Regions from separate parts of the Mus musculus genome. Here all the other regions are linked to region 3. A link is a loop called in an ENCODE intact Hi-C map of the cell type or tissue named here. Cell type or tissue: heart. All regions are shown on one strand.

What was found. Hi-C counts contacts between places; a loop is a spot of excess contacts. Peaks named below come from ENCODE experiments on the same cell type or tissue, not always from the same donor. Only the 100,000 strongest peaks of a DNase experiment are listed, where the experiment ranks them.
Region 1: it touches region 3 in a loop (3-fold over the local background); 16 of 42 quality-filtered maps call a loop at or near these places.
Region 2: a loop joins it to region 3, with 16 times the contacts of the local background. A loop is called at or near these places in 27 of 42 quality-filtered maps.
Region 4: a loop joins it to region 3, with 3.0 times the contacts of the local background. A loop is called at or near these places in 9 of 42 quality-filtered maps.
Region 5: a loop joins it to region 3, with 3 times the contacts of the local background. A loop is called at or near these places in 18 of 42 quality-filtered maps.

The regions. Positions count from the first base shown.
Region 1 is chr5:100,779,801-100,784,800 of GRCm38, forward strand. Helq (helicase, POLQ-like) reads right to left here. Exons shown (of 18, transcript NM_001081107.1): 9 at 3,158-3,397. Among named protein-coding and RNA genes, the nearest start is that of Helq, 16 kb to the right of the region's middle. In heart, no CTCF peak of the experiment used is centred here; no DNase peak of the experiment used is centred here.
Region 2 is chr5:100,912,197-100,917,196 of GRCm38, forward strand. Gm36793 (predicted gene, 36793) reads right to left here and starts at 1,496. Exons shown (of 3, transcript NR_168093.1): 1 at 1,417-1,496. It overlaps Gm36740 (a long non-coding RNA gene), which reads left to right and starts at 997. Exons shown (of 3, transcript XR_389418.1): 1 at 997-1,077. In heart, a CTCF peak has its summit at 3,123 (motif pointing left); no DNase peak of the experiment used is centred here; H3K27me3 peaks cover 229 bases.
Region 3 is chr5:100,672,687-100,677,686 of GRCm38, forward strand. It overlaps Coq2 (coenzyme Q2 4-hydroxybenzoate polyprenyltransferase), which reads right to left and starts at 1,570. Exons shown (of 7, transcript NM_027978.2): 1 at 1,303-1,570. The coding sequence starts at 1,555. In heart, a CTCF peak has its summit at 2,460 (motif pointing right); DNase peaks (open chromatin) are centred at 1,585 and 2,455; H3K4me3 peaks cover 2,065 bases; H3K27ac peaks cover 1,468 bases.
Region 4 is chr5:100,817,055-100,822,054 of GRCm38, forward strand. Abraxas1 (BRCA1 A complex subunit) reads right to left here and starts at 3,881. Exons shown (of 9, transcript NM_172405.3): 1 at 3,777-3,881; 2 at 1,463-1,553; 3 at 908-944. The coding sequence starts at 3,863. In heart, a CTCF peak has its summit at 2,690 (motif pointing left); a DNase peak (open chromatin) is centred at 3,917; H3K4me3 peaks cover 1,794 bases; H3K27ac peaks cover 1,314 bases.
Region 5 is chr5:100,792,061-100,797,060 of GRCm38, forward strand. Helq (helicase, POLQ-like) reads right to left here. Exons shown (of 18, transcript NM_001081107.1): 2 at 4,294-5,000; 3 at 604-782. Among named protein-coding and RNA genes, the nearest start is that of Helq, 4.0 kb to the right of the region's middle. In heart, a CTCF peak has its summit at 2,186 (motif pointing left); no DNase peak of the experiment used is centred here.

The DNA of each region.
Region 1 (5,000 bases), 110 kb after region 3:
TGCTCTTCAAGGGCAATTGAAGAGTCTATAATTTGCATTATCGACTTCCTTATTTATAAATCTCAATGGCCTATGTAGATTGGTGAAAGCTTGAAGAAAACAAAATGGTGGAAAAGTAAGAGAACACAGAAAAATGGCTGCATACAACAAATACAGTAAAGAATTTGGGAAAATTGTAAACAGTATCCACAAAAAATTCCAGAGGGAATCATATCCAGTGTTTTCAAGCAGACTTCTACAAGAAGTATATCAGAGTTTTTGAAAATTTAAAATGCATTTAAAATCTAAAGATGTAATGAATAAACATAACTAATAGAACTGGAAAAAGCTAGTTTGCTCTGTCCCGACACCCCATGTGTACAGTTGCCACTGTATTCATCCCACGTCCTTTTACCCCATCCCACTTTGCTAACCTTCTACTTCTGGGTCTTTAAAAGAAAACAGATTGGGGGGGCTGGTGGTACTTGGGTTTGAACCTAGAACTTTCTAGGTGTTAGGCAAGCACTCTGCACTATACTGTCTTCCAGCCCACTAAAACTTGAATTTTATATGGAAGGTAAAGTTGGAGAAAAACAGCTGATAAGCTGTAACTTCACGTCTTTATCCCAGGCTAGCCTAAGTCATAAGAGAAGAGAATGAAGCTCATGGAGAGATGGAATACAGAAATGACCAGCAACAGCTCTGAGACAAAGGATGGAGCCTCCCACCAAGTGCCACGCCCTAACAAAAGACAGTGAACTGGGACTGCAGGGATTACATGAGCAGGCTGCCTGGGCTCCAACTTGGCTTTGAAACTCATCTATTTGATGTGACATTCAACAAGCAAGCAAGCAAGCAAGCAAGCAAGCTATCTATCTATCTATCTATCTATCTATCTATCTATCTATCTATCTATCTATCTATCTATCATCTATCTATTTTTTTTTTTTTTTGAGACAGGGTTTCTCTGTGCAGCCCTGGCTGTCCTGGACCTTACTCTGCAGACCAGGCTGGGCTTGAACTCACAGATCCGCCTGTCTCTGCCTCCTGAGTGCTGGGGAAGTTCATTATTTTATAGATTTCAATTGCATAAAATATTGGTGATAAATCATGAGGGCTGACTAAATGAATGCACATTTATCAGTTAGGTGCCAGGTGTGGGAGCTGGTGACGTAGGGACAGGAGGGAAGGACACACCGACCATAGTAAGCGCCATTACTCACCATGAGGAAAATGGAAGGGTACAGGGGAAAGTGCAAAGCTGCAAGAGCGGCTGGCTCAGTGGCATGGTACCGGCCTCCAAGGCTGACAGCCTGGCTTTATCACGAGGATTCACAAGGTGGACGGAGGAAACCAACAGACTCCTGAACCCTGAAGCTCACCTCCGACCTCCACGGTCACACTGCGACATGCACGCTCCTCTACCTATATATTACATATTATATCCTTCTCTATTTCTATGAATATAGAAAGAGAGCTTTGGGAAAGCAGACAACTACAGGCCCGCACAGACACAAAGCTGCTTCCATGCTGGGAATGGTGGTGCAGGCTTCAATCCCAGCAGGTGGACCTTTGTTTTAAAGGCAGGTCTACATGGTGAGTTCCAGACCAGCCAGGGCTACACAGTGTGACCCTGTCTGTAACTAGATAAATAAATATACATAAATGTGAAGGGGGAACAGCATAGCTAACGACTATGTCACTGAGACGAAAGACTGTATATCCACCAGAAAAACATTCTATTTAATGTTCATAAACATTTTGTGAACATAAATTATTTGCTAGAGCCCCTCTCCCCCCAAGGAATAAGTTATAAAGAGAAGCCAATTATACAGTTTTCCACCGTTCGGTAATATCCGAAAAGGTGACATAGGGTCTGACCTACAAGAGTTTGTGGTGATTGGATATGCTCAGCCATGGGGAGTGGCACTATAAGGAGGTGTGGCCATGTGGGAGGAAGTCCATCACTGTGGGCTGGGCTTTGAGGTTTCCTAGAGCTCAAGCTCTGCCCAGTGTGGAAGAGTCTCCTCCTGGCTGCCTTCTGATCTAGATACAGATCCTGCCTACATGCTGCCATGCTCCCACCATGATGATAATGGACTGAACCTCTGAAACAGAAAGCCAGCCCCAGTTAAATGTTGTCCTTCATAAGAGTTGCCTTGGTCATGGTGTCTGTTCACAGAAGGAAACCCTAACTGAGACAAAGCTATTCTGTTCATGCCAGGTGGCAGTGATGCAGGCCTTGAATCCCAGCACTTGCGAGGGAGAGGCAGAGGCAGGTGAATCTCTAAGTTCCAGGCTAGCCTGGTCTACAGAATGAGTTTCAGGACAGCCAAGACTACACAAAGAAACCCTGTCACAAACACATACACACACACACACACACACACACACACACACACACACACACACACACACTCTAATGCATTCAGATGGTATATTAGTCAGGGTTTTACTGCTGTGAACAGACACCATGACCAAGGCAAGTCTTATAAAAACAACATTTAATTGGGGCTGGCTTACAGGTTCAGAGGTTCAGTCCATTATCATTAAGAAATAATGAGAGCATGGCAGCATCCAGGCAGGCATGGCACAGGCAGAGCTGAGAGTTCTATGTCTTCATCCAAAGGCTGCTAGTTGGAAGACTGACTTCCAGGCAACTAGGGTGAGAGTTTTAAGTCCACACCCACAGTGACACACCTATTCCAACCAGGTCACACCTATTCCATCAAGGTCACACCTCCAGATGGTGCCACTCTCTGGTCCAAGAATATACAAACCATCAAAGATGGCTTTAATCAGCCCATTCCCTGTGAATTAAACACAGGTCAAGCAAGGTTCTAGACACTGAACTCCACCCCTGACTGGCTTTCCAAATCAGTTCACTAACATTTCAAGGAGATCTACTAAATGATCTCTCTCAGTCTTGTCCAACCTTCCCAGAAGTAGATTCAGATCTGATACCCCAGGAGACATTATAATGCCTCTAATTCCAGTTCTAGGAAGGGGGCTGAGGCAGGACTCCCTCCAGTTGGACCCTGTCCCACAGGGAGAAGACACAGACAACCAAACACAGAAGAGAGGGAGCCAAGAGGGAGGGACCTAGTGCCAGGAAAAGTGGCTTTTCATTAAGACATTAAAGGAAACAAACCCACCAACTCAGCGGAGGAGAGCTTACCTCCGTGCAGGCAGATTGACCCCTGCTGCCAGGGTGGACGTGCAGGTCAAGAGACAGAGCACGCCTGTGGAGTAAGCCTCTTCCAGAAGCTTCCGCTCTTCGCTAGTTAAACCGCTGTGGTGATAGGCGATGCCGAAAGGGACGGTGCGCTTCAGGACAGGACACACTTTACCATTGCCGATATTCCTCAAACTTTTAATCACTTCGCATTTTTCTTTCTCTCTGTGGTTTAGATAGTCCCTAGAAAAAATGATCCATCAGCTGGGACTGGGGGGACGGCTCAGCAGTTAAGAATGCCGACTGCTTTTTCAGAGGATGGGGGATCAGTTCCCAGCACCCACATGGCACCTCACAACCAGTTTTAGGGGATCCGGTGCCTTTTAGTGATCTCTGAAGGCATCAGGCATGCACATAGTGGGTGCATGCATGCATGTCATGAATTATAGTTGGAAGTGCTTACCATTTTCTTTTAATACATCATGTTAACATCCTTTTTAGTTATATATTACTTCTATCAGTATAAGTACACAAAATGTTCTTCGTGTGTATTTTGTATGGACATGCATGTGTCTGCATCTGTGTACTGAGTAAGTGTCTGCACAGAGGCCAAAGGCCGACATCAAGTGGTTTTCTCATCTCTCACTAAACCTGGAATTCACTATTCAGCAAGACTAGCGAGCCAGTGAGCTGCAAGGGGCATCTTTGTGTCTCCCCAGTGTTGCATTTCAGGCGAGTGTCATCATGCCTGGCTTTCACACGGATGCTAGGGATCCAAACTTGGCTTCTCTGACTGAGCCTTCTTCCCAGCCCCCATAAAACGCTCTTTTAACTTTAATTCTTACTTCATTAACCATTAGAAAAACTCTCCAAGTCTTTTTGTGGATCATAGAACCTCACAAAAATAAAACTAAGGAAAAGTCCAGCTATTCATATAAACACAACACTTCAGAAACAATTTCAGAAGCTTCACGGACTTCCTGAGTTTTGTTGCTAAACTTCGTATGATATCAGGTTAGATCCGCTCTAGATATTATGATTATTTCTTCTACAATATATGTCTTTATGGAAGACGGTCTGTCTTATTTTAAGATACACATTTTCTGCTCTGAAAATGGAAATGTAACATAGAGCTAAACAATATCTAACACTGACACTAGAAAACTCAACAATATCTTAAATTATGCTAAAAAGCTTTGTGGTTTTATATGAAAGCTTAAATGGCCAATTCCCTTAATTCCGTTAGTTTTTAAATGTGTGTGTGTATGTGCTTGTGTATGCGTGTGTGTGTGTGTACATGTGTGCATGGGTGCAGGTATCTATGGAGGCCAGAGATGCTGACTCCTCTTAGAGCTCGGTGTCAGAAAGAACTCGTCAGGCCCTCAGGAAGAGCAGGAAGTGCTCACAACCAACAACCACCATCTCTCAGCCCAGCGTATTTTGCTTTTTTGTTTGTTTGTTTGAGCCAGTGTCTCATTATGTAGGCCTGGCTGTCCTGGAACTCAGATGTGGACCAGGCTGGCCTCAAACTCACAGAGATCCTCCTGCCTCTCCCTTCCAAGTGCAGGTATTAAAGGCATGAGCTCTCAGGCCTGGCTGTTTTGTTTCTCAAATAATCAAAACCATCATTGTGAAGGCAGACTATCAATCATTGAAATTCAACTCCTTGACGGTTCCCTAAACATTTTTATCATTCTACCAGCCAGTAAATTTAATCCTAATTTAGACCAGTCTATGCCAGTAGGATTGGGAGGGAGGGTGGAGAATAGCCTTATTAAAAATTCCCATCGGTAGTCTATGACTACTGAAAGCCTCAGTAAGGGCCAAACGGGTGTAAAAGTTAAAA
Region 2 (5,000 bases), 240 kb after region 3:
ACGACAAACCTCTATCTCCAAAAAATAGGTATGATACGGTTCATAAAAGTAGCAAAATCACAGTTACAAAGTAGTAGTGAAGATAATTTTATGGTTGGGGCCACTACAATGTGTGGGACTGTATGCATTCAAGAGTTGCAGCATTAGGAACGTTGAGAACCACCGCCCTAGATAGAGCCTCTGTCTGCCTTTCCCGTTGCTTCTCTGTTTCTCCCTTCCTCCTGTGCTCGTGCTGAGGAGGGAGGCTGTCATGAACCTGAAGCTTGCAAGGGCCCCGAGGAGCCTCAAGAATTGTGTGGGTAGGAACGTGACTTCTTTTCTGATTGGCCCTCCAGAGACTGGAGGCTGGGCCAACATCCAGAATGCAGCTTCTGACTCTGCGCCAGGTAACCCAGCTAAACCACATCCTGATACCTGCACGGTATTATTTTAAGCTGCTGAGCTTGTGGCAAACAGCTACTCAGAAGTAGGTGGCTGGCGCTCACCTCTCATTGAAGGAGCCTTGAAGGGGTGACTTAGCTACAGCCAAGCAGGGCTCTGCTCACTCACCACAGTTTCCTTCTTCTGCCAGGGAACGACATTGTCCCTAGGAAGCAGCCCCCAGCCAGCTGCTACATTTCTCAATGCCCCTTTTCATCTGAATGGAGCCATTGACTGGTTCTCAACAAGGAGAGTGGAAACCACCTGGGATGGGATTTTCTCCACTCTCTTAGCCTGTCTGCCAGTTGGAAGCAGAAGGCCAAAGCCCAAGAGCCCTAAGGAGCCCCAAGCAAGAGGACTTGGTACTTCACTTCCTCACATAAAGAGAGGTTACCCACTGATACGGAACAGCTGGACGACATTCATCAGACTGGGGAAAAATCAACCAACCAACCAACCAACCAACCAACCAACCAACCAGCCTTCATGATGTTAAGCCATAGACTTCTCAGGTTTTGTCTATTGTAGCAATGCATTTGTTTAACATTTTATCAATTTTCTTACTTCAGAAATGGAAAGTTGTTGTGATCGAATGAAACACTGGTCAAATTTTAAACTGTCATGAACTAATGACAGTGTCCTCACAGTGTCCTCGAGGTAAGTAACCGGAGAAGGAATTCCTTGCTCTCGGGGTGCTGAAGCTACAGAGCGGTTATGTGAGTCGAGGTCAGTGTGGAGAGCAGAGGTGGGGCTAAGCCTAAAGCTTCCTATCTCCTGCCAGATTGTCTTCCAGTCCTGCAAATGCATCTAGGAGTGGGCAGAGGGCGGGGCTTGCTGGAGGACATTTCTTTTGAACTTGAGAGAGAATGGGTGACTCAAGCCTGCTCGTGTGCATTGGAACCAAATGCCTCCCTCCACTTTGGCTTCACACTGGGCTGTCTGCTTATGCAAAAGAACCGAAGCTATGCCGTGCGTGTGTTTAGTTAAGAGACTAACCTGTAAGCCTTCCTGGCCCAAGGACAGTTAGCTTCCTGGAATCCTGGGGGCTGTTGTTCATGTAAGATTACAAGCCAGGTGTTGTTCACTTTTGTAAAAAAGGTTGGTTGCCCTGGCTCAGAAGGATAAGCTTGGTCACACATAGGTGGGAAGTATGTCATAATGTATACTTGCCTCTGATTGGATGAAGTCGATACATATGTAGCCTTGTGGGTTCTGCCCAAACTAATGTAACTAGCAACCATTTTCTGGGAATCCAAGGTATGGACCTGGCCAGTGTCCATTATCTTGGCAAGTGTTTAATTTGGTTTAAAAATTGTGATAGTGATTTTATTCTCTCCCAAGAGATCAACAAGCCAAGAAGGATTATCTATCTATCTATCTATCTATCTATCTATCTATCTATCTATCCATCTATCTCTATATCATTCTATCTATCATTCTATCTATCTATCTATCTATCTATCCATCTATCTCTATATCATTCTATCTATCATCCTATCTATCTATCTATCTATCTATCTATCATTCTATCTCTTTCTATCTATTTACATATATCATTCTATTATCTATCTATCATTCTATCTTATCTATCATTCTCTCTATCTTTCTATCTTCATCTATTATTCTACCTACCTACCTATCATTCTATCTATTATCTATCAATCAATCTATCATTCTATCTATCTATCTATCTATCATCTATCTATCTATCAATCTATCATCTCTCTCTCTCTCTCTCTCTCTATCCTATCTATCTAATCTAATTTATCTATATTTTGAGACAGGGTTTCTCTGTGCATCCCTGGCTGGAACTAACTCTGTAGACCAGGCTGGCCTTGAACTCAGAGAGATCCGCCTGCCTCCTGAGCACTTCAATTAAAGTTGTGTGCTACTGACACCCTGCCAAGTAGGGAAGTTTTAATAGAGTGTACAGAATTTTTATTATGGTGATAGGAACCTTATATTTTATCCAAGAGGTCAAGCCCTTCCATTTTCAAAACACCCATTAAAACCTCATTTAAAGGGGCTGGAGAGATGGCTCAGCAGTTAAGAGCACTATCTGTTCTTTCAGTGGTCCTGAGTTCAATTCCCAGCAACCACCTGGTGGCTCACAACCATCTGGGATCTAATCCTGTCATCCAGCATGCAGGCATACACGAAGATAGAGCACTCATATACATAAAATAAGTAAATCTTAAAAAAAACAAACAAACCCAAAAACCTCATGAAAAGACAGTGTTATTTGTGCAGTAAGCCGGAACCGGAAGTTGTAGGCAGAAGACTTCTCCAACTCACCAGTGCACTAAATCTGGGCTGAGATAGGGACACAGACTTGTGATATCCCGGTAGGTAACAACCTTACAGTAAAGCTCTTTGGCCCTGAAGGCTAATCAGGCTAGTGGATGGGTGGGTTATAGGGCTCTGTGATCTCAGCTGTCGCAGAGCATTTCATACAAAATCTCCTAAACCCATTGCAGGTTGATGTTGTCCTGAAAGAGATGGCCACACTATAGCTTTCCACACCTGCTTGGTTTTAAGCACTCCATGCAGGGTGCCCTACTCGGCACAGCTGTAACCATTGGAGTGCATTCGGAACCATTGAGAGTTTTCAACTGATTATGATTTGTGAATGTGGCTATCAGCTAGAATGGCTGGTTGGGAAGCCATGGAACGAAAGCTTGAGGAGAGCGCCATCTTGTGGACTTTACGTGTAGCATCGTGACTACATTGAGTTCAACTTAACTTGCTAGAAGTAAGTTTTTAAAACTTGGAAACAGAACCCATTTCAGCTGGATTCAACAGATCCCATGGAAGTGAAGGCATTGCGGTGGGAACTAGATCCTTGGAAGGCAGATCCAGGGTAGACCCGAGGTTCATTAGAACCTGCAATCTCTTCATTATTTCCAGCTGGCTTTATACACCCATCAGGAAGATAGATTGTTGCCCCAAACCACAATTTCAAATCAAATAGCGTTTTCATGTTGTGACTCAGCTATATAGAGAAAAAGCTTAAAGACTCTGGCCTCACTGGGTCACAGGTTAGTCATGCAGTTGGGTGAGTAGGACTCCATGGTCACCCAGCGCCTATCCCCCGTGATTGGGGGGACAGGAAACAGGGTAGGCTATGTTACCCCAGGAGGAGTGGTTGTAGTGAGAATATTTGCTGGGAAAGTGTGAAACCTTTAAAGAGTAACCCGTCCTGCTTTGTTCCAAAGGCCCAGCTTTTCCCCAGGCACGCTGTTCTGAAAGATCCTATCTTCCATTGTTTTCCTGAGGGCAACACAAGAGCTCACCCCCCCCACCCCCCCCCCTCCCGCCGCTGCCACCGAGGAGAGGACTCAAAGGCGCAGTGAGCTACTCAACAGGAGTCTGGGTTTTCAAGATGCTGTGTGTTCCCCAGGGGTCCAATACAGCATCCATTCCTGGTCCTCGAATCCGGGTCCACTAAGGAAAACTCTTGGGGTGGGAGTGATGGCTTCACAGTCAAAGAGCACTGGCTGCTCTTGCAGAGGACTGGGGTTTGATTCCTAGCGCCCACATGACAGCTCCCCACAGTCTGTCATCAGTTCTAGAGCACACTTCTCTCCTCTTCAGGCAACAGGTACATACCAATATGTGCAGGCAACACACACACACACACACACACACACACACACACACACACACGGGGGGGGGGGATAAAATAAATAAATCTTTAAAAAAAGAAAAAAATGACAATAAAGTCAATTTGTTTGGATAAATGTGTTTCGAGTTCATATGACAACATATCGTTGAAAAATCCCCAAAAGATTCCTGAAGGAGTCTTGCTTTATTGGGTCAAAGGTTTACAAGAGGTTCCCTCGTCTGATTTGTTGTTTCAAAGAATCAGCAATTTGAGACTCAAGTACCCAACAAGTATTGCTGTAGGGTCAAGGAACCTGCCCTTGACTTCTGTGTGTTTAAAGACGGGAGATATAGTCATAGTTCCATAGTACGCAGTATTATGGAGCTGGGATTGCGTCACAGACCACACACACACTTTGCTTAGAGCATTTACAGGAAAGGGTGTGTCTTTCATAGCTGGAGCTTTGAACTCTGAAGCCACTGACGTAGCAAACCTCATTGACAGAGGATAAGGAGCCTCCAGACTCAGGGGAACGATTTGGATTGATTTCAGATCAGAAGATACTTAGCAACGACTTGTCCAAAAATACGGGTCATTTTCTTCTGTGTGCTTATCACCATCATTATTTGCTTCCGTCTTTTGTACAAAGCAGAGTCTGGTCGGTGTGCCTGAAGGCCAATTTATCTCAAAGAAGAATATTCAAATCGATTTGCATCATTCAGTGCTAGTTTTGAAGCTCGTTGTCCTGTTGGCAATTCTAAAGCAATTTAAAGCAAAACCAAATGCGTTATCTTTAAAACATACGTTCAGTTTAATGATTGGGAGGGATGGATTGGCAGTGCACCGATGGAGGATGGGTTTCGACTTGCGATTAACCAGGCCTAGTTCTGATGTCACTTTTATTAGTGGAGTGACTTCTATCAAACTCCTTGACCTTTAGAGGCCTCTGTTTCGCCATCTGAGTAATTAGGGGGAA
Region 3 (5,000 bases):
GGAAATGGAGGCAGGAGGTCAAGGTTAGCCAAAGACACATATGGGACCCTGTCCAAAAACAAACACCAAACCCAAACGGGGCCACGTTGGGGGTCCTGGATAGGTAAAGGCAGAACAAATAAGTTTGGCATTTGGATGTTCTTCCATACGCTGAAACTGTACATACTGACATCTAGATTAGCTGGAATTCAGTTGTATCCCTCTTCCTACATCTTTCCAGGGTTGCAGGTCAGGCTCCTAGTCTTAATGTTTCAGCACTAAGTCTGTTTGTTTGGCTTTTATTTCAGAATATAAAGCCCAGACTGACTTGCAACTTGAATCAGCCCTCCTGCCGTTGGATGTTAGACTATAGATGTGAGCCACCATATTTAGCTACCCTTGGATTTTGAAAATATTTCTCCAAGACCTCTCTACTCTATAATATAGCATTTCCTTTGGAGTACTATTTTTTTCAGTTGTTCGAACTCTGGAGACAGTAAGTTATTTTTCTTTTCCTGTGCATGACCTATACCTCTGATACTTTTCCATACTTTCCTAGGTTATCAACTGTCTTTTCCAGCCAGAAACAAATTCTTTCAAAGCTGGTAGTTTTCCTAGCTCATTCTGTCACTAAGGCCAGGTGACTTCATCTACAACTCCGGGCATCGTTTTACCAACTAGACAGAAACCTTGCGTGCAGACGGAGCTTATATTGTGTCACAGGTGTCAATAGTCCGTGAGCACTTTGATGAAAAAGACTGAGAAAAAGAAGGTCATAGAGAGGCTTGTGTGAGTTTACGTTGGCGGGCAATTCTAAAGCACGATAACCCGGCTGTGTTCAGATGCTCTCAATCTTTGTAACCGGTGATGAGGGGGAAAAAAAGCCCAGTAGTAACACTTTTGGGGTCCTTCTGGTCTGGCTCTGACGAGGAGCCTTGATTTCAATAGTCTTACTTACATGCCCCTTGGGCCTTACATAATTGGAGGCAAAAATCGAAAACTAATGAATGCAGAAATGCTTCAAAACTGCAAATCAACAATCAAAAGCTTCGTGAAAGCAAAGGAGCACCTGCTCACATCTGAATGGGGTAGGAGTGGTCTGGAGTTTGTGGAATGGTCTGGGAATATGTGATTATCAACGTCCGCCTCCGGGACTCCCGGCTCAGAGCGAGGGAAAATCTGCGTGTCCCTGGCTAAGGTCCTGACCGAGTCCCGAGGGGACTGGCCCAATGGGTGCATCGCAGCGGAGTCGCGGTCACTGCGGCCCTGCTCCTCAGGCAGGCAGGCTGTCGAGCGCAGCGCAGCCCAGCCCGCCCCACTCACCTATGGGCTTGTCCAGGCGCATGAGGCGCAGGTAGGGCTGCAGCGGGCGGGGCGCCGAGTTCACCACGGCCGCGGCCGACAGGCTGAGAGCTCGGCCCCGCTGCGTCCCGGGGGCCGGGGCTCGCCGATCCCGCGCGCCCGGAACCCCTGCGCTGCGCACCAGGGCCAATGGGAGCCCGCGCGGACCTCGCAGCCATGCGGACCGAACGGCCCGCAGGCCCCGCGCGAGCCCCGCGCCTCCCCAGCGCAGCATGGCGCCAGGCTGGACGCCGGTCGGTGGCGTCATCCAGGGCGACGGGCCGCGGGCAGGCATGCGCAGTGGTGGCGCGCGCGCTCCTGGAACTGGATTTACAGACCGGGCTGAGCCGTATGGTGCTAGAAATCAAACCTGGGTCCTCTGTAAGGAGAGCAGCAGGTGCTGTTCACCGCTGAGCCATCTCTCCATCTCCAGGCTTCTTAATGAACTCAAAAGGAGAGTGTTTGTTTATTTGTATGGAATAGTTCTACCATAAAAAGAAAAACTTAAGTCCAAAAATGTTAACTACATGGAATGTTCACCTTCTAACACTAAAAGGGAAACAAAAAGCCAAATCAAATTATGTAAATTTTTATATATGTATATTCATATATACATATACTCATATATATACATATATATGAATTTAAGTATATCTATCTATATCTATATACTTAAGGGAAATTCTTTACTCGAGGTGAACCTAAGTTTGACAGCTAAAAAGGATGCAGTTTCACTCAAGAACAACTTCATAACCAGGTGGTGGTGGCGCACTCCTTTAATCCCAGCACTCGGGAGGCAGAGGCAGTCAGATCTTTACGTTTTCGGCCAGCTTACTAAAGAGTGAGTTCCAGGACAGCCAGAGCTACACAGAGAAACCCTGTCTTGAAAAATAAAACAAAGAAAAACAAAACAATAACCAACTTTATGCGACCCTTGTTAATATAGTTGGCCGTTGCATGTTTGCAGGTACCTGGTATGTGTTATTCCACGGTAACCCCTCACTGACTGGCTCTGGACAAGTCGCTTATCTGGATTTTAGTGTTTTGAGATGGTGGTGTATCCTTTTCGGTGCCCTTCCTTAAAGCCTATGAAGTGAGTTCTGTGATCCTGGCCTGGCGCTTGAGGAAGGTGCAGCAGGGGGCGCGCTGGCCTTTGCAGTCTGGGAAGCGCTGCTGGTCCTTTGATCTTTTAGCTCCATCTGCTGCTTGCCAGTTGAGCTCCTCTACAGGTTTGCGGCCTTTGAGGCTCCTTTCTTTTCCCAAAAGTTGCCTCCACGCTGTTTATTTTCAAGCACCCTTTCAGGTAGCATAGGTGCCGCCATGCCAAACACGAGGCTCTTTCACACTTGCACACTATTTCCATTTGCCTGGAGTTCCCAACACAATATTTAAAATGCAAAAATCATTGCGAATGCTTTCTATTTTAGAGGGAAAGGATGATAAAGCTGTTTTTTAAAATTGCTTTTTTTTTATTTGAAAAAAATGTATTTTAAAGTCCACTAACTTTTTCACTCTCAAACCCATTTCAACTTGTCCTGCAGTGGTAGTAGGACATTATAAAAGTAAAGACTAGACTGAGTCCAAAGAATAGTTATTAGCATGAAGCAGGAGCGACCATGGCTCTCTGCCCTGTTCTGTTAACTCCATAGAGGGTCAATAGCAACCTTTTGCTTTTGTGACATGATGTCTGTGGCCTTCCGTGGGAGACACACACACACACACACACACACACACACACACTAAATAACTAAATACATGGAATAAATGTTTGAGGTTTTGGGTTTTTTTGGTTTTTTGTTTGTTTGTTTGTTTTGTTTTATTTATTTATTTATTTATTTATTTATTTTTATTAGGTATTTTCCTCGTTTACATTTTCAATGCTATCCCAAAAGTCCCCCATACCCACCCCCCCAATCCCCTACCCACCCACTCCCCCTTTTTGGCCCTGGCGTTCCCCTGTACTGGGGCATATAAAGTTTGCAAGTCCAATGGGCCTCTCTTTCCAGTGATGGCCAACTAGGCCATCTTTTGATACATATGCAGCTAGAGTCAAGAGCTCCGGGGTACTGGTTAGTTCATAATGTTGTTCCACCTATAGGGTTGCAGTTCCCTTTAGCTCCTTGGGTAATTTCTCTAGCTCCTCCATTGGGGGCCGTGTGATCCATCCAATAGCTGACTGTGAGCATCCACGTCTGTGTTTGCTAGGCCCCGGCATAGTCTCACAAGAGAGAGCTATATCTGGGTCCTTTCAGCAAAATCTTGCTAGTGTATGCAATGGTGTCAGCGTTTGGAAGCTGATTATGGGATGGATCCCTGCATATGGCAATCACTAGATGGTCCATCCTTTCGTCGCAGCTCCAAATTTTGTCTCTGTAACTCCTTCCATGAGTGTTTTTTTGTTTTTTAAAGAAGGTAAAAATGGTTTCAAACTCATATGCCCTGGGAAGTTCTATTCCTGGACTTGGAAAGTATTCTTTTTGTGGAGAGGCTGTGAACCACAAGGGTGAAATAAATAATGAAAATCATTGGAGCAATAAGATAAGGTGCAGATTAAAAGCTAACAGGCATGTGAGCTTAAAAGGTCTCACTAACAAGGCAGACAAGAAAGATTAGGGAAACTTCAATGTTATTGCATTTAACATTCAGTAATGTAACTGAGCACTGGTCTTCATGCGGCCGTGCCTTTCTCATACACCTATCGGCTATTAGAAGTATCTTACCAGCAATTTGTATTGCATATGCCTCTTATTGTACATGCCTCTAAACTACTTTGACTCTTTCTCCCTCTCCCTCCCCCATCTCCTTCCTTCCTTTCTCCCTCCCTCCTTTCCTCCCTCCCTCCCTTCATTTTTTGAAGCTGGGTTGGGCTTTGTAGCTCTGGTTGGCCAGTAACTCTCTATGTAGACCAGGCTGACCTCAAACTCACAGAGATCTGCCTGTTCTGCCTCCCCAAGTGCTGTGATTAAAGAAAGGCACGTGTCACCATGTCCAGCTGCCTCAATAATTTAAAAAACGATTTTCATCTGGGTGTAGTGATGTGTGTGTGTGTGTGTGTGTGTGTGTGTGAGAGAGAGAGAGAGAGAGAGAGAGAGAGAGAGAGAGAGAGTCCACATATGTGTGTGTGAGTGTCTGGGTGTGCATGTGTTCACATGTGTGTGAAGTCAAATATGTGGATCTCAGGGATTTAACCCAGATCAGTCTCAGTGGCCAGCACCAGTGAGCAATGACTAACAAAATAGTCAAGTAAATTTACAAATATTTTTAAATAGGTAGCATACATCAACACAAAACCATACCTCTTACTTCACAGGGAATATGAGTCTATTCTGAGCCACATGCATGACTGTGGTTCAAGAACACGGTTTCAGATTACCCCAGAACCATGTTCCAACATAGAAGTAATAGTACACACCAAAAGGAAGGAATAAATCCTCTGGCAATTAGTTTGGGGTTGGTAGACTAAGTGAATACATTAAAAGGTTTCATGTGATGGTTGGATGTTAGTTCAGAGACAGAGGTTAGCAGTGACTGATTAGCAAGGGAACTAAAGATAGTTGTACTGACTGGTTTTGTGTGTCAGCTTGACTCAAGCTGGAGTTATCACAGAGAAAGGAGCCTCCCTTGAGGAAATGCCTCCATGAGATCTGGCTGTAAGGCATTTTCTCAATTAGTGATCAAGG
Region 4 (5,000 bases), 140 kb after region 3:
CAAGTCCCAGGACAGCAAGGGCTACACAGAGAAACCCTGTCTTGGAAAATCAAAAGCAAAAACAAAAAAAACAAACTATGTTTTAGGTTTCAATGACCTGTTTTCAAGAAACTTGTAGACTTCTGAAATGAGCAAATCAGTGTATTTGCTGACACTACTAAACTAGCCCAGACACTACTAAACTAGCCTGATTCTTAATGTAGTTGCCCGGAAATACAGGTTCTCTTAATCCTTTGCTGATCCAGAAGGCCCTTCAAGAAGTCTTTTCTAGGAGGTTCCACTAAGAACTCCCCGTTCAATGACTAGACCTGCACGTCCAGTGTGTAAGAAGGGCTGTAAGCAGACTGACTCCTTCCTGCTTTATCAGTCTGAGAACACCCCAGGCTGTCTTGTCATACTTTCTTCCCCACAGATCCCTCTTTACCACGTATGCCTTGTAACTCCCACCGTCTTAGACATGTATACACTGTGTGAGAGTGTACGACACTCATTCTTTTTCTCCTGTGGCTGATATAAATCATAAAACAGTCTTTAAAATAACACCATCCTACGGTTGTGTCTGTTTGCTTGGTGACTGTTAGTGACATTAAAGTACCTGTCAGTCATGAGTTTATATATGCAATGAGAGGATTGTGTGTGAGAAGAAAAGGCAATTCTCAGAGAACACTGGTTTTTCAGAGGCAGTAGAAGCCAGCTAAGGGTAACACAACTAATGAAATTACAGATGCAGTTGATGTGGACTAGTGTACCTTAGATACTGAAAAAAAAACAAACAAACTTCTATGTAACCAAGACACTCAATTACCATGTCTGGTTATGAAGACACTGTTAGTTTTTAAAATTATTTACCTTGCAAACAATTGTCACAATGGATAATTTACTTGTTTTTACTAATACTATTACTCACCTAAAAAGCCGGTAGCATGGGATATATTTCTGAATGTCTAGGAGAAAAAGGATTTCTAGTCATGAGTGTATTAATTGCTTGCCCACTGCCCACCACCCTGAGGAGCGTTTGGCCTCCCGCTAGCTAGGAGCTTCACTATGCAGAGCTCATCCCTCTTCAGACCACCCTAAGACAGACCACGCTCACCCAGAAATCAAGTGACTCCCAGACATGCAGGGCTAGAAATCCAACCTGGAGTCCCACCTGGAACTGCAAGTGTTACACTCCCTAGACAACAGCAAATGTGTAGAGCTGTACTTCTGATCCTCCTGCCTCTACTTTCTTAGTGTGAGGATTACAGGTGTGTACCACTGCACCCACACTTTTGGTTTTTTCTTTTCTTTTCTTTTTTTTTTTTTTTTGGAGTGCTTTTCAAAACATTACCGTATATATGTTAACAGTTTAAACACACACATGTGTATATTCCCCAGAACAACTAAAATATAAGAGTGAAAGTAACACTTATGCTGCTTGTCCTCGGCATGCAAACTACCAAAACAGAACTAAGTGACTCACCAATTGTATAAACAACTTTAACGTTGTCCATCTGTGAATCAGTAATGCTATTCTTGGCTTCACCTTTCATTTCACCGAGGAGAAAACCTTCCTATGAGAGTAAACAAAAGAAGCAGTATATGAAACACACTGGCTAGGGTCAATATTCTATCTCCTAATCATATCTTCTCAGAATTTCACAATATACAAATGTGTTATAGGTAGTGGGCACATGGGTAACTGGGAAAGGCTGAGAGGGAGACAGAGTGGAACTGATTTGTTTGTTTGTTTGTTTTGAGACAGGGTTTCTCTGTGTAGCTCTGGCTGTCCTGGAACTCACTTTGTAGACCAGGCTGGCCTTGAACTCAGAAATTCGCCTGCCTTCTGCCTCCCAAGTGCTGGGATTAAAGGCGAGCGCCACCACGCCAGGCTGAGTAGAACTGACTTTAAAGGGCTTGGTAATAGTTTGGGAAGGCAGAGAGTGAAGCACCCCTAACTCAAATGCATAAAAGTTTTAAGTCTGTTTAAGAGCTCAGCTGAGCAGTTTGTCTTGAAGCGCAAGGCTTCTGTGGACAGTTGTAACAAGAGGGTAAAGTCCCACAAGATAATCCAAATGAGCAGCCCAAGTCTGGATTTTACACATATTTCTGAGTGTCAGTGGAGGTTTCTTAGCTATGGAATGCTAAAGTGATCAATGTTTTCAGATGTAAATCTGTCTAAAAATTATTAAAAAAAAATAAAGATTTGTAATTCAGTTACATCTGCTTCCCAGTGGGTCTACTGTGTGCCTGTTTTCTTTTAAAATACAGGCAGCCTTTTGAGTTTTTGTTTTGTTTTCTCATTTCAGTGACTCAAGTTTTTTCTTTGGGTGCATTTAAAGATCAAGTGAACTCTTCTATTCATTAAAATTGGTTTATAATGCCCTGCCTCCATTTCATCAAAATAATCGAACGACCAACCAAACAAACATAGGAATGTCCCAGTCTTTTAACAGAATCAAGTGGGTAAAAATCTGCAATTGCAAATGTTCTTGATTTTGATACTCCCAATGTTAAAAACTAGGAAAAGTACCAGTCAATTCTAAGTACAATTATTCAGAAACCAACTCTAAAAACTTTAGTTGAGCTGGAGGGACGATTCAGTCATTAAGAGCAGTGGCTGCTCTTGCAAAAGAACAGGATTTAGTTCTCAGCGCCCACATCTTTATCTCCCATTAAGTTCCAGGGGATGTTATGCCCTCTTCTGGTCTACTTGGGCACTGCCCATGTGTGATCCACAGATGCTCAGTAAATGACTCTTCAAACAAACAAACAAAAGTTAAAATATCTGAGAAACTAGGGTCAAACACCAAGATGTAGTGTACAAGGGCTAATCCTATAAACTACAGACTTAGGGCAGTTTACTTATGTTCACGCTAAACATCTTCTAAAATAAGTCCCACAGATACACACACACACGTGTTTGTGTTTAGTATGAAGTTTGTGTATCATCCTCCCGTAGAGCCATGCTAATGTATCATCCCATTATGTGCTGCCCGGTGAGTACCTCGCGCATTCAAAGATGTCATTTGTTTCCCCCTGGTATTTTGATGTACTGCACATCAAAATCATTGTACACTCCTATCACTGGGACTGTGCTGAGAAGCAATTTAGGCAACGCAGATCTGACACTTAAAGCGAAGGACTCAACAGTTCAAATACCTTACTCCACACTGTTCAGTATGGTGCTCTCTGCACTGTATTCGTGCAGACCCCAAACTCATTTTAGATGTTTCTAGTTTCTTTCTTTATGTTACTAAGAACTTAATACAAGATGCTACTGCCAGACCTCAAAGTTTTACGGTAAGTTTTTAATCTACCAAAAAAAAAAAAAAAAGCCTTAAAATTTGTTTTCAATGTCACTCACGGGCTTCGAAAGGAGGCAAAGGCTTAAAAATGCATTTACACATCTGATCCTGGACAAGGTGCGTTTGTAACGGAAAGTAGCACAGAAATAGCCGGATCTTACAGCCTCATGCCAGGGTAGCCCTACAACTAGCCAGCCCCTTGCGGCTGGGTGCGGGGTCTGGCTCGCCCCTGCTCGTCCTCCCGAGCCTCGCGACGCTCACGCGCTGCGAGTAGGACCCGGCGCCGGGATCCTTCGCACAGCAGGGTAGCGAGGCAGGTAAGCTGCCCGACTTTCGTCGCCGAGCCGGAGGCCCCGGGGAACTTTCCTCCAAGCCCAAGGGCGAGCAGAGAAAAAGGGCCCGGATGAGAGCCCGGGAGGGCGCCCTGCTCCGCGAACCCACGGAGCGAGCGGGGACTGCGGGCGGGGTCGGCAGCCGCGCCCGGCTCACCGTGTCTGAGTCTGTGTTGAGATGATGGAAAGTGAGCGCGCCGAGCACGAAGCCAGACAGCACCCCCAACGTGCTCTCGCCCTCCATACTGCCGCCTCGGTCGCTGCCGCCACAGCCACTATCGCGGAGCATGACGGGAGGCTGGAGCGTAGGGGCGGGGCTTGAGCCTGCGCACCGGGAGACGCGGGTTGTAGGGAGCGCGGTGTCCTCTAGCCGGGTAGGGTGCTTCTTTCATCAGCTTGGCTGAGACACCTGCAGCATGCATGGAAAACACTGTTTATGCATAGTTTAAGGCTACTAATGGTTGTAAAAATAAGAATCGCTTAGCAATATTTTAATACCACGGATATGTCTTTTTGGGGTTTCCACTGCCCTTCATCTATTGGAACTTATGGAAGATCAATAACCAGTGGTGGGTGGGAATTATCTTCTCTAGAGTATTCCCGCTGTGTTGCGTTATTCTGTCTGTGTGTATTTGATTCTTTGGTTTGTTTGCTTGCAATTATAAAGTTATGAACTGAGTCTAGTTTAAAGACTATGTATGTTTATAACATTGTGAAAGTTCAATGATAAGCACGAACATATTGTGTTGGATCATTTGATATGACTAAAGTAAGTGAGAAGGTGAGGGATTGACATGTATTTCACACGTGTCATACACAATTTAAAAAGCCGATGGTTTTTAAATAATTGAAACTTGGCAAAGTGGCATGCTCCTGAATTGCATTAGTATTGCATGTCTCAGTTTTGTTGTGCAATAGCCAGGATTAGCTTGTCAGTGGCAACATGGAAGAAGTCACAGCTCCACTCTGTGGTCACTAATAGCTTGTGGAGTTCTCCTCCCCCTAGGAAAGGAGAATTTATAGAATACATATGTATAGTGCCGGGCGGTGGTGGCCCACGCCTTTAATCCCAGCACTCGGGAGGCAGAGGCAGGCGGATTTCTGAGTTCAAGGCCAGCCTGGTCTACAGTGAGTTCCAGGACAGCCAGGGCTACACAGAGAAACCCTGTCTCAAAAAACCAAAAAAAAAAAAAAAAAAAAGAAAAAAAAGAAAAACATATGTATAATACATATGTATTATAGAATGTGTATGTATTAATATATATTCCGTGGTACTATCATATGTATCACATATATAATTATACATAATACATGTAAAGGCCCATGGTATTTAGTTTTCATTACATGAGCTAGCCACCAGAGTTCAAGGCTGGTTGTGACA
Region 5 (5,000 bases), 120 kb after region 3:
GTGGGTCCAATCTAGGAACGCCTAGCTAGGAAGTGCTGGTTTTTAATAAGGCCATGATCTTTACCAAATAAGTACATGTAACTCTTTAATTATTCTACGTGGATGGGTGTTCTGTCTGCACACATTGTGTGCATGCAGTGCCAGAAGCCAAAGAAAGAGGGTGATGGATTCCCTCCGGACTAGAGTTACAGATGGTTTCGAGCCACCAGCTGGCTGCTCAGAGTCAAGCCTGAGACTTCCGGAAGAGCAGCCAAGGCCCTTAACCCCTGCTCCAACCCTGGTATGTGTCAGCTTTTAAACCATAATATGAAAACAGATTTTACTCGTTGCCTTTTATATAAAAGCCACATGGGATTGACTCATTTATCCTGATGAGGTAGTGAGCTGGTTTCTGGTTGAAAAAGCAGGCTAAATATTAACGGAACATTTAAGAGACCGCTCAAAGCAACTTAGGAAAAACTATATGCAGTTACTACTTGGAAACAGTCAAGCACTTGTACATACTGAAAAAATATCGTGACTCAGCTCAAAGTTAATACATGTGTGCTAGTCTTTAGATGTGAAAGCGTCGTATTAGAAAGTTACAGCTATTTAACCACACACCTTCTCTTGGACAATGGCCACATACGGAAGGATCATTAAGACATCTTTCTGTCGGCAGAGCAGCTCTTGCAGCATTAAGATCTCAGCCACAAGGGTTTTCCCGCCACTCGTTGGCAAGGAATATATTAAATTTTTTCTTTCTTGCACAGATCTTAGCGTTAAGCAAGTATGTTGCCAGTCTGTAGAATTCAAAGAAAAATGCGAGAGATTATTTTCCCGTCTATGCTCTCAGGACTTTTTTCTGGGAGGAAATCCAGTATCTCGACATGGCAATCTTCTCATGAGGAGAGATGTGATTCCTACAAATGGTCAATGCCCAAAGCCCAGAATGTGCACAGCCAGCAAGTCTGAGCTCAGACCTTGTCAACAGGTGGGCAGCTGGCTCACCCTTACAGTAGTTGCAGATGTCAGATTCCATCAAGGCAGATAAACAAACAAACAAACAAACAAACAAATAAATAAACAAACAAATAAAGGCAGATAAATCTTTTTTTGTTTGTTTGTTTAAAAGAGGGGTCCGGTGGCTCACGCCTGTGATCCTAGCACCTGAGTAGTGGAGACAGAGAGATCAAAGTTCAAGTTCACCCCCAACTACCTAGCTAGACTGGGTTCCATGAGGCCCTGGATCAAAATAATAATGGAAGTAATACAAAGTACACATGAATGCTAGTGAATGCTAGTATGTTTCCGCGTTGGTTGTTTAGCTTGCAGGTATGCAGACATATACATACATATATGCCATCCACCACTTGTATGTGCCTTGGTGCTCTGAGACTTGGACCCAGGACCCTGGAAGATCAGTGAGTGTTCTTTACTGTTGAACCATCTCTCTAGCCCAAGTGGTAGCATCTTATCATTAGAGAAACAAAGTAATCGATACATAAAAACAAGTAACCTACCAATAGGAAGGGGAAAAAAAAAATCCGCACACAGAAAACCCAGACCCAACTACAGAGGGAAGAAACCACTGTACGGTTTGTGAGAACATTGGCTGCCAGGTTCTTTTTGGAACATCGAGTTTCTTCTAGGATTCTCCATCGACACATAGAGGAGGGTGCACACAGTATGTGGGGGACATTTGTGACATCATTGTCTAATGAGTACAAGTTAACAAAGCTACTGCAGCTTTGTTAGTCACAGCTTATAAATGGGAATCTAAGGGGGTGAGAGGGTTCAGTGCACAGGGTCATTTGTGGCCAAGCCTTGATCCTAAGGACCCGCCCAGTAAACAGAGAGAACGAAATCCCACAAGTTGTCCTGACTCACATGTGTGCCCCACACATACAAGTATACAAAAATAAACAAATGGAGAAAAAAAAGTAAAAAACTGAGTCTAAATTTGAGCAATTTACACATACTATAGTTTAAGAAAACTCACCCCAAACTTAATTTAAAGGGCTTGGATATATTGTTTTTAAAAAGAGAGGCTAGAGTGTGTACAGACTTTTAATCCTGGTAAAAGGGAGTCAGAGGCAGGTAGACTGCTGTGAATTCCAGGCCAGCCAGGGCTACAGTGAGATCCTCCACAAAACAAGGCATTGGAATAGTTATGCCTGAGTAACAGTGAGAGTGAGATCTGACGCCCTCTTCTGGTGTGTCTGAAGACAGCTCCAGTGTACTCACATAAATTAAAAAAAAAAAAAAAAAATTAAACAGAGTTAGCTCAGTAGTAAAGTGTGTACGTGATGTGCAAGGCCTTACATTTGATCTCCAGACTATAAATAAACCAAAATATTTAAAATGTAAATATTTTCCGATTGGTATCAGCCACCAGTTATGAAACTGCAGGTGTTTGTACCGAAACTCAGCTACACAGGCGTGTGCACACGTGCACTTACCCTCACATATGCAAAGCTGTTTGCTGAAGCTTTCACTTAAGACACTGAATATAACTAACAGTTGTTATAATTATTGTGCACTTGGCAAAGAATCTAACTACACTGTTCCCCGCACCCGTTAGATAGATAAGGCACTGTGTAAGCAACAAGGCCAGGGTTAAAGAGGCTGACAAAACCTGGCAGTTGAGTTCTCTCCAAAACACAATATACTAAGCACAGTGCTAGCTACTTAAACGTTGCGTTCCATTCCTGTCCTAACCGAGCACTGTTACATGCCTGTAATCTCAGTATTTGGGACATAGATGTAGAAAGAGCATTGGTTTGGGACAAGCCTGTGCTATGAGATCCTGTTTCAAAACAGGAAGGCTAGGTATGTAGTTCAGCGGCAGAGTACCTTTCATGTCATGGGTTCAACGTCAGATACCACAAACTACCTATAGACTCCAAAAGCCAAACAAAATAGGAGAGGCCTAAAATCCTACCCTCAAGGAATCCCTCTGGCAGCAGACTGAGACTCAACAAAGCAGCCAGTGGAAGGGCAGAGGGAAGAAAGTTAGCCTGTACTTAGAGTAACAAAAGGTTCTTTGAGTATTATTGAGACAGGGTCTCATGTAGCCCAGGCTGGCCTTGAACTTGCTATGTAGCTGAGAATGACCTTGAAGTCCTGATCGTCTGACCTCCACCTCCTGAGGGCAAGGACTGTGGGGCTGCACACTACCCAGCACAAGACTGTTTGCTCACAAGCCATGTGCCTCACAATTTAGAATTTCTTGGATTTTGTGTTTATGCGGACAGTACATGTCTAGTCCCAGAGGTCTGAAGAGGGACTCAGATTCCCCTGGAGCTGGAGTTACAGATGCCGTAAGCCACCGTGTGGGTGCTGGGAACCAGATAGTCCTAAGTCCTTAGTTGCTGAGACATCTAGAATGTCTAGATTCTTACTGGCTGAAGGTAGTCTTTTGTTTCCTATCTTTCTACTTCAACCTGACTGTCTCCTGACAATCCACGTCTTCAAATACTTCAAAAGTTCTCCCAAGGAAGCTTCCAGTGACGGCTGATGGACTGATCTCCTAGTATGGCAGCTGCTGTGCCCTTGTTTACCATGGTCTATCTGAAATATATGCAAGGACACGGGGCTTTTGAAAAACATCACATAATTATTATTACTGCTGTCTTCTTAAAAAAATTATTTTTGTCTTATGTGCACTGGTGTTCTTCTTGCTTGTATGTGTGAGAGATGGTGTCAGATCTCCTGGAACTGGAGTCACAGGCAGTTGTGAGCTGCCGTGTAGGTTCTGGGAACTGAACCCTGGTCCTTTGGAAGAGCAGCCAGTGCTCGTAACGACTAAGCCAACTCTCCAGCCCCTACTGTAGTCTTTTCTGCACTTACATCTTAGCTGTCTTTAAATGCATTTTAATTTTAACTGCTATTACCAACTTCTTTCACTTAAGATTCTGAGCATTCAAAGGAATTGCCACAACTCTAAATGCCAAAGAAACAATAAAAACGAATCAGAGGAAGGTCAGAAGCAGAGTGTGAAGGGGTTGAAAACGGTAGGACACGTAGCTGCTCTGGACGCATGTCAGTGCTCAAGCTCCTTAGTCTTAGTCACTTACACAAGGGCACAGGAGTGAATGGACTGAAGACAAAGCCAGATACCTACCCTGAGAAGGACAATACACAAGGAAGGAAAGAAGTCCACGAGAGGGATGCAGGGTTAACGCAACTGATACTCTTGCTCATTCGAGATCAGAGACGGAACCAGGGAATCACCTGCTTCCACTGATTTGGTTTAATACTCTAATACTATTTGAACTATAAATTTGGTTTCCTTTTTATACAAAGCATTACCATATAGCTTTTTGATTCCTTTCAATTGAACGTAAAGATCTCTCACTTTGCTGGGTAGCGAATAAAAAGGACCAAGATCATCTGACGGTGACTCAATGGCTTTCTTGGCGACGCTGATCTCCTCAGACAGGAGCGCCTCTCTGAGGTGTTTACTCCTGGGAAATGCTGGGGTCTGGGCCCTGGCATTCCCAGCCATGGTACTTTTCAGATGGTCTTTCAGACTTTTTCTCCTGCTTGACTCTGAAGCAGCTCTGACGTTAGAGAAGTCATTATTTGGCTCGGGTTGCTCTGTGTGGCTGGAGACCAACTCTTCATGTGATGACTTCTGTGGGTCCCCATTTGTCTTCTTAGTGCACGGATCGCCCAAAGCTTCTGGTGAGTTCTGCGGATTTTCAAAGTATAAAATTTGAGAAGAAGGCACATCAAACGAAAGATCGCTTCCAGGTTCTGGTTCAGCAGGGACATCTAGGTGACTCTGCTTCTGGCCGTGCTCACTAGTTTCCGGGTCAGTGAGGTTGATTACAGTAGTAACTCTGAGGTTGTTTTTGAGGCCTGCTGAACAAAGGTCTTTGGTGCCAGAGTCTGCATCACGGTCCCCACATTCAGGCAGTTGCATATATCTCTGTTCCAGGTCATCAACGTGAGCTAAGAAGGAACTTTCTGTAAAGCTGTCATAGTCACCAAACATGTCCTCTTCGCTGTCATTT